Linked DNA regions of Homo sapiens: regions 2 and 3 are each linked to region 1. Evidence: chromatin loops called from intact Hi-C (ENCODE). Cell type or tissue: PC-9. All regions are shown on one strand.

What was found. Hi-C counts contacts between places; a loop is a spot of excess contacts. Peaks named below come from ENCODE experiments on the same cell type or tissue, not always from the same donor. Only the 100,000 strongest peaks of a DNase experiment are listed, where the experiment ranks them.
Region 2: it touches region 1 in a loop (9-fold over the local background); 90 of 110 quality-filtered maps call a loop at or near these places.
Region 3: it touches region 1 in a loop (11-fold over the local background); 18 of 110 quality-filtered maps call a loop at or near these places.

What each region holds. Positions count from the first base shown.
Region 1 is chr17:39,621,095-39,623,594 of GRCh38, reverse strand. LOC124903997 (a long non-coding RNA gene) reads right to left here and starts at 1,753. Exons shown (of 2, transcript XR_007065748.1): 1 at 1,699-1,753; 2 at 435-1,519. RefSeq lists an enhancer at 914-1,203. In PC-9, CTCF peaks have their summits at 1,317 and 1,517 (motif pointing left); DNase peaks (open chromatin) are centred at 34 and 1,454.
Region 2 is chr17:39,547,042-39,549,541 of GRCh38, reverse strand. It overlaps a transcript of CDK12 not described here. Among named protein-coding and RNA genes, the nearest start is that of NEUROD2, 60 kb to the left of the region's middle. In PC-9, CTCF peaks have their summits at 1,286 and 1,489 (motif pointing left); a DNase peak (open chromatin) is centred at 1,731.
Region 3 is chr17:39,863,823-39,866,322 of GRCh38, reverse strand. IKZF3 (IKAROS family zinc finger 3) reads left to right here and starts at 2,011. Exons shown (of 8, transcript NM_012481.5): 1 at 2,011-2,203. The coding sequence starts at 2,197. RefSeq lists enhancers at 1,253-1,312, 1,373-1,442, 2,170-2,259, 2,270-2,389. In PC-9, no CTCF peak of the experiment used is centred here; no DNase peak of the experiment used is centred here; H3K4me3 peaks cover 765 bases; H3K27me3 peaks cover 1,900 bases.

The DNA.
Region 1 (2,500 bases):
GGCCAGGGTTTGGGTGGCTGCTGCAGGCACTGTGGGTCTGGAGTTGGGCATCACACCCGTGACCTTGGCACCACAGAGCTGAGCCGGAGCCGGCTGGGTTGGCATGTGGCAGCTGGAAGGGAGGCCCCGGAAGTCCCAGGAAACACCCTTAGAGGAGCCGGGGAGTGCTGGCTGGGAGCACTGGGGTGTCTTTCCCTGCCCTTGGGGGAAGGGAGAAGGGGGGACGCGGGAGGAAGAGGAATTCCAAGACCCACCTCTCTGGGGAAACCCGTGTACCCGAGAGGAGAGGGCAAGGACACCCTCAGTAGGAGCAGTGGTGGCACCAAGACAGGTGGACAACCATCTGAGACACTCATTTACACATGCACTCATTCATTCATTCACCCATCGTCCATCCCTTTGCCCATTCAGTAAATTCACATTGGGTGCTTAGGTGCTTTTTTTCAAATCAGCTTTGTTGAGTTACAGTTTGCCTACAATAAAGTGTTAAATATACATTTCAATGAGTTTTTGGAAATTTATATAGCATTTGACCACCACAATACAGATATATAATGTTTCTGTCACCCCAGAACGTTCGTTTTTGCCCCATCCAAGTCAATCTCCCTTCTCCCCTCATTGGGTGTATCGTAACTCTTAGCACACTATTTTGATACGTGTCTTTCTCACCTTTTTTTTTTTTTTTTTTTTTTTTTGGAGACAGGATCTTGCTCTGTTGCCCAGGCTGGAGTGCAGTGGCGCCATCACGGCTCACTGCAGCCTCGACCTCCTAGGCTCAAACGATCCTCCTGCCTCAGCCTTCTGTGTAGCTGGAACTACAGATGTGCACCACCACACCTGACTAATGTTTTTTTTATTATTGTTTTTTGTAGAGACAGGGTCTCACTTTGTTGCCCAGGCTGGTCTCGAACTCCTGGGCTCAAGTGATCCTTCCGCCTCAGCCTCCCAAAGGCCTGGGATTACAGGCTTGAGCCACCGTCCCTGGCCGCCATCTCTGTTTACATCATCACCGACCTGCCACAGTACCCAGAATACAGCAGGCACTGCATGACGCCGAGAGGATGGTTTGAGAAGTGAATGAATAGATGAATACATGAGTCAGAAATTGACAACGGTGACACATATGGAGCCTCTGTGCTGGGCACCGGGGCTAGGCCCTTCCTATGCACTCTCATTTAATCCTCGCTAGTATCCTTCCAATTCACAGATGAGGCTATTAGATTCAGAGAGGTTCAGCAGCTTTTGCCCAGAGTCTGGGTTCAAACGCAAACAGTCCAACTCCAGAGCCCTCCCTCTTTAACTGCTGCTTTTAACACATTCAGGATGGACGCGTGGAAGATCGCTTGCACGCACTGCAGTGGGCTCCTCTCTTTCTCTGCCCTGGACCAGGTTTCTCTCTCTCAGTCCCGCCGGTTTGGACAGTTCTCGGAAGCAGTAGAGATCGATGTGCGGAGGCTGCCCTCTGGTGGCACAAACGAGTACAGCAGTATATGTGCCCTCTGGCGCCCCCAGGTGGGAGCTGGGAAGTTGAGAAGAGAGCAAGCTGCAGCCCACAGCAGGGGTAGCCTCAGTCCCCGGCACCTGGAGACCCCCTGCTCTGGCCACTGCCTGGTGCCCCCCGAGGTGCCAGCTGAGGCTGCCCCCGAAGAATGCCAGCTGCCGGAGCCCCCCGCCTCCCACTCCCTCCACCAGCCTTACACACACTCCAATCCCGGTCCAGTCGGCTGCTTCCATTCCCTGAAGAAGAGGCCCTAAAGTTAAAACAGCTGTTAATTTATAAACCAATTTTTCCGTGACTGCTTAATAAATCGCCAGCAGCTGCTCTGCCCCGTCCTCCTGCCCAGGCACCCGGCCCCGGGGGCTGCATGGAGAAGCTCAGAGCCGCCAGCCTGCCCTTCCTGCCTTCTTCCCCCAACCTCTCCAACTTGCTCCCATTCACCCAGAAACTGGGCATCTTGCAGGGCAGGTGGGTGGGGGCAGGGGTGTGGACCCTGATGAACCCCGATTCTCTGGTCTTCAGTGGAGTGCTGAGACAGGGATGGGTTTTCTTTCCTAATGGGCTGCAGCCCAAGGGCCATCCCTCCCTAAGTCCCACAACCCCCATATCCCACCCGACTTTCAGGTCCAGAAGGTGGGTGTCAAAGGTTTCTCTAGTTTTGGGGAAATGAGGGTGTCCAGATTCCCTGGGGAAGTCCCCCTGAGCCACCAGGAGGTAAGGGGACCCTGAGATCATGGGAATCCCAGTGTTCTGTCTCAGGGTGGTCCCCCTGACAGATGCTAATAGACTGACTCCCTGACCCTGCTGTGCTCTCAAGGGTGGGCTGGCAGGGGGCAAGAGATGCTGGGATAGCATCCTGTTCTGGAGCTCCCAGTGCCCACCCGTCCTGAGGCTCCAGTGTGGAGGGATCAGGGCCACCTGAATACTCACTTTGCCCAGCTTCTGCTAGCATATAAACAGCACCATGAAAATTCACATGGGGAGGGGCCATGTGAACTGCGG
Region 2 (2,500 bases), 74 kb after region 1:
GAGAGAAGAATGGAGAGAGGGAGGAAGGAGCCATAACTTCGGTGGGAGCAGATGGGTCAGATAGGATAAAATATGCAGAGAGAGATGTTCATGTGGGCACCATGTCCCCTAGCACTTCATAGGTAAAGGACCTGAAAGGACCCGTCCTGTTTATCTTTTCTTCAAGCAAAAAGAAGAAGCAGAGCTGTAGCGTGAAGTCACCTTGGCCTGGCTGCCTGGCAGGCAGTGAATAGGGTATCTCCCTTGATGAGCACTGACCGCTCTCCTCCTCCATACTTACGGTGTCCCTAGCATTTTAGGTAAGGCATTTGCCCCCTTCCACCCCTCTGCAAAGCCCTCTGGCCCCAAGCGATACAAAACTAATGGGCACTGAAAGCTGTTGGGAGAGGAGCTGGGAAAGTAGGGGTGACTAAGGGTGACACTCAGAATCCAGGCAAGAGTGGGGGTTTTGCCAACCCAGGGCCCCCGTCTGGCCTCCTTGGCAGCCTCAGCACCTCCTCACTTCACTTTAACGCTAATTGGAGATTTTAATCTGCACTGCTGCTCTGCTCGGGGTGCTGGGGGGAGCGCCAGCTGTGCAGTAATTCCAGCAGCACCGACTGTTTAATCAAGCTGTCCTCCTGGGGAGGGGCCCTCAGGCATGGGGGTAGGAAGGAGGAGGAGAACCTCTGTCATGTCCCTTAGCCTGTTCAGCCTGGAAGGGCTTCATGGAGATGGAGGGTCAATTGTGGAGTCCTCAGTCCCATAGAGGCCCCAGGGCCATTTGGCACCCCTAGCAGAAACACTGCCTGATACAGGGTGGGTATGAGGCTCATGGCCCAAAGCAGCCCACACTCCTATCCAGCTTTCTGACACCATTTTTGGCTCAGGGCCCTGGAATGTCCTGGGGTGTATTCCAGCCACTGAGGCTGCAAACATCCACTAGACCATCTTGAATTCTATAGGTTTGTGCTGGAGTAGGTGACGGGGAGACTAACTCTCCCAGGCTTCAGTCACCCCTAACACTTTCTCACTAACAAAACACTTTTCTTAGAACAATTATAAGAGATTTTTTCCCCCTAAAAACCACAGGCACCTCCACCATCTGGGTCGGAAAGTGACTGCCATTAAGGCAGGGGGACAACGGGGCATACAGCTGGAACCTGCTACACCTTAAGGGAGAGATGCACCTGTGCAAGGTGTTAAGTGCCTGGAAAGAGGGGGCTTCCCAAGTTCAGCTGGAAGCACATTGAGATGTCAGGCCACTAGAGCAAAGTGTTTAGGGGTCTCAGGCCATTTTCAAGGAAGAACAAGTGGTACCAAATATTTGTCTCACTTTTTGGGCCCATGCTCTCTGGGGCCCAGAGAGCCCCAGAGTTTCTGACCCCTGTTTTGGAGAAAGGGTGCCCTCATCCCCAAACTGTCTGCTAAGGGGCATGAGTTTTAATTGGCCAGCAGCGCCCTCGTGTGGCAGAAACCATGACTGCAGCTGCCCAACTGGCAGGCCTGTTCTGTGTGATCAGATAACCTGGTAGACAGAAGACATGAAGATAAGTTATAAATGCTGGTGCTCAAGGTACCCCATGCATACTTACTGCTTGACTACATCCAGGGACGTTTCTTGCTAACACTTGCTCTATCCCTCTGTCTACCTCAGCCCACCTGCTTCACCTCTAACTCAACCCATATGCCTACCAGGAGAGGGAGCACCTTACCCAGAGGTGGCACTTACTTGAGCTGCTGCATGTGCTGTCTGGATTGCAGGGATGAGAGAGGCACTGCAGAGAGAGGAGGCCTAGGGTCAAGAGGATAAGCTGATGTCACCTCCTATGCCCAGGATGCAGGGAGATGCTCTGCCCACACCTGACCCTGCAACTCTCAACAGCCCCCAGAGGAGAGCTGACACCTGAGCTCAAGACAGTAACACCTAGTAGTTGATTCTGCTTTATGGCCATCTATTCTCCACTTCCTGGAGGCATCTGGGAATGAGTATGGACAGATTCTCAGAGCCTAAGATCCTGGTCCTGGGAAATAGACACTAGATAAATCATCTTTCCTTTCGGAACAGTCTGGATATTATTAAAAACAAATGCACACATAAAACCATTCGCTCAAAAGATCCAGGTAGGCCAGGCGCAGTGGCTCACACCTGTAATCCCAGCACTTTGGGAGGCCAAGGCAGGCGGATCACCTGAGGTCGGGAGTTCGAGACCAGCCTCATCATCATGGAGAAACCCCATCTCTAATAAAAATACAAAAATTAGCCTGGCATAGTGGCGCATGCCTGTAATCCCAGCTACTCAGGAGGCTGAGGCAGGAGTATAGCTTGAATCCGGGAGGCAGAGGTTGCAGTGAGCCAAGATCGTGCCATTGCACTCCAGCTTGGGCAACAAAAGCGAAACTCCGTCTCAAAAAAAAAAAAAAAAAAAAAAATCCTAGTACTCTCCCAGGATAGCAAGCAACTAGGAAGAATGCACATCTGTGGCTTCAGATTTCTAGCCCCCAGAAGAAAGGCTACCTG
Region 3 (2,500 bases), 240 kb before region 1:
TTATCACTTGATGTTAACCTTGGTCTGCTGGCTGAGGTACTGTTTGTCAGGTTTCTCCACTGTCAACTTATTCCCCTGCTTTCATACTATACTCTTCGGAAGGAAGTCACTTTGTGCACCCACACTTAAAGAGTGGGGATTTATGCTGCATCTCCTTGAAGGTGGAGTAGCTACATAAGTTATTTTACCAATTCACTTTTAATCCCCTTAGGTATCACTCTCGGGAGTCCGAAATACTCAGTATTGAACTATTTACAGAGTACTAACACGTTCCACTGTCAAATATACAGAAGAACATTGTAATGGAAAATCATAAAGTTTCCTTACAACTTTTTTTTTTTTTTTTTGAGACGAAGTCTCACTCTGTTGCCCAGGCTGGAGTTCAGTGGCAAGATCTCGGCTCACTGCAACCTCTGCCTGCTGGGTTCAAGCGATTCTCCTGCCTCAGCCTCCTGAGTAGCTAGGATTAGAGGCATGCGCCACCACGCCCAGCTAATTTTTGTATTTTTAGTAGAGACAGTATTTTGCCATGTTGGCCAGGCTGGTCTCGAACTCCTGACCTCGTGATCCACCTGCCTTGGCCTCCCAAAGTGCTGGGATTACAGGCGTGAGCCACTGCGCCTGGCCTACAACTTTTTCATAACCAAATAACTTTTCATCCTCATACCATCCCTGTGAAATTTTACAGTTCCTCTTCTGCTACTTTTGATGTGCTATTTTTGCTTTTAGAAACTAACAAACAACAAATTTCCCCTTTCAGTACTAAAATTAGACCTAGTGTTTAGAGTATTTCTCCAAAATTGACATCCTGCAGAACTCCCAACTCATACAGTTATAGAGATGCTACTGTGGTGCTTAAAGCCAGTGTAGTTTTTCACCCACTTGAATATATATACACACATCACATAGACTGCCTATACCAACGACATACTATTGTTTAAAGCTACAATTCATAAAATTACAGCATGTATACTTTAACTTGTAAGTGTGGGTTTCTTCTGATATGGACAGCTGATGCACAAACCCTCAGCCTTAAGTCTCAAATATATTTGTATGCACTAATATAATTTTCTAATAGCGGTGACAGTGGCCTTTTGAGACTCATTCGTATATTGTCCCACACGCTGGATATCTTTAGAAGGGCTCACCTGAACAATGTCCCTTAGACCTCAATGTGAAGAAAAGTTCTGCTTTGAAAAACAGTTTTGTGGTCACTTCCCCTTTCCTCTCTCTGCAGTCAAATGTGTGCTTTACCTCTGGACAGTAGGGAGGGTGTTGGGAGAAGATGTTGACTGATACATATCTGTATACTAACATCTTTAAGTTAATTTTACAATCTTACTGCCCCCACCTTCCACCCTTAGCTCTACTTTCTTTGCTTAATTTTCTGGTACATCATATATGTATTTTTGTAAGGTGTGTATTTAGAAGAAGGCAGGCTGGGAGAAAATAAACACACTCTATAAAACACTCCCTCTATTTATATAGAGTGGGTAGTATTGCGTGAGTGGTGGCAAATAAATCAAGCAGTTCCCAGAGGGAAAACAAAAGTGAGATAAATGCTTCCAAAAATTAAAAAGTTGAATTGATAGAAGTGCCAAAATCCTTTCCAACTGTCTGAAAACTTGGACCAAAAACTTTTACCATGTGAAATGAAAAAGTGAGGAAGGAAAAAAAAATACTTTGAAAGAAGGGGGTTCTCATTGATACTTTCCACGGCTGTTATCACTGAATCTAGACAAAAAGTTCCAGATCTTCCTCAATTTAAGATAAACGTCTTTGAACTTCAGCTTGCCAAGAAAGCAAGGCTGACCCCCGACCCTCCGTGTGATGTCACTTTTCTCATCCATTATCCTTCTAAAATAGACATTTTGAGACAATTTAGTGATGCGACATTTCCATCCTGTCGGGGTTCCTTGGGTTTGACATTCGAAAGGGGGCTGGAGGCGCGGAACCCGCGGCACTCCGCGGCCAGCGTCCTTTAAAGCCGCCGCCAGCCAGCGCCGCTGTAACCCCGCGCACCGGCAGGTCGCCGGCTCCTGCCCTTTTCAGTCTGCGCCGACGCGGCTGCCGGATCCCGGGGACTCCCCGCGCCGGGAATCTCCCGCCAGCTGCGCGCTGAGTCCAGGCGACGGCAGGAGCACGTGGAGAGGCCGAGTAGCCACAGCGGCAGCTCCAGCCCGGCCCGGCAGCGACATGGAAGGTGAGCCTCCAGCCCGCTTCTTTTCTCCGGGGTCTTTGAGAAACTTAACCTGTGCAAGCAGTAGAAAGAGTTTCTTCTGAATCTCAGTTTTGCTTCTATTTACTTCTTTTGTCAAAAGTAAATATGAGGTATTTCAGAGGACAAAGCGCGTCGGTTCTCTTAACGTCTCTCACTTGTCCTTCCCCCGCCCTTTGGAAAGTGATAACTTCTTCGCAATTTTATTTCTAAAGAGTTGTCAGACATGGGGGGTCTACCCTACATCTGCAGAGGAAGAGCACTTAAGGGGTGTCCCTGAAA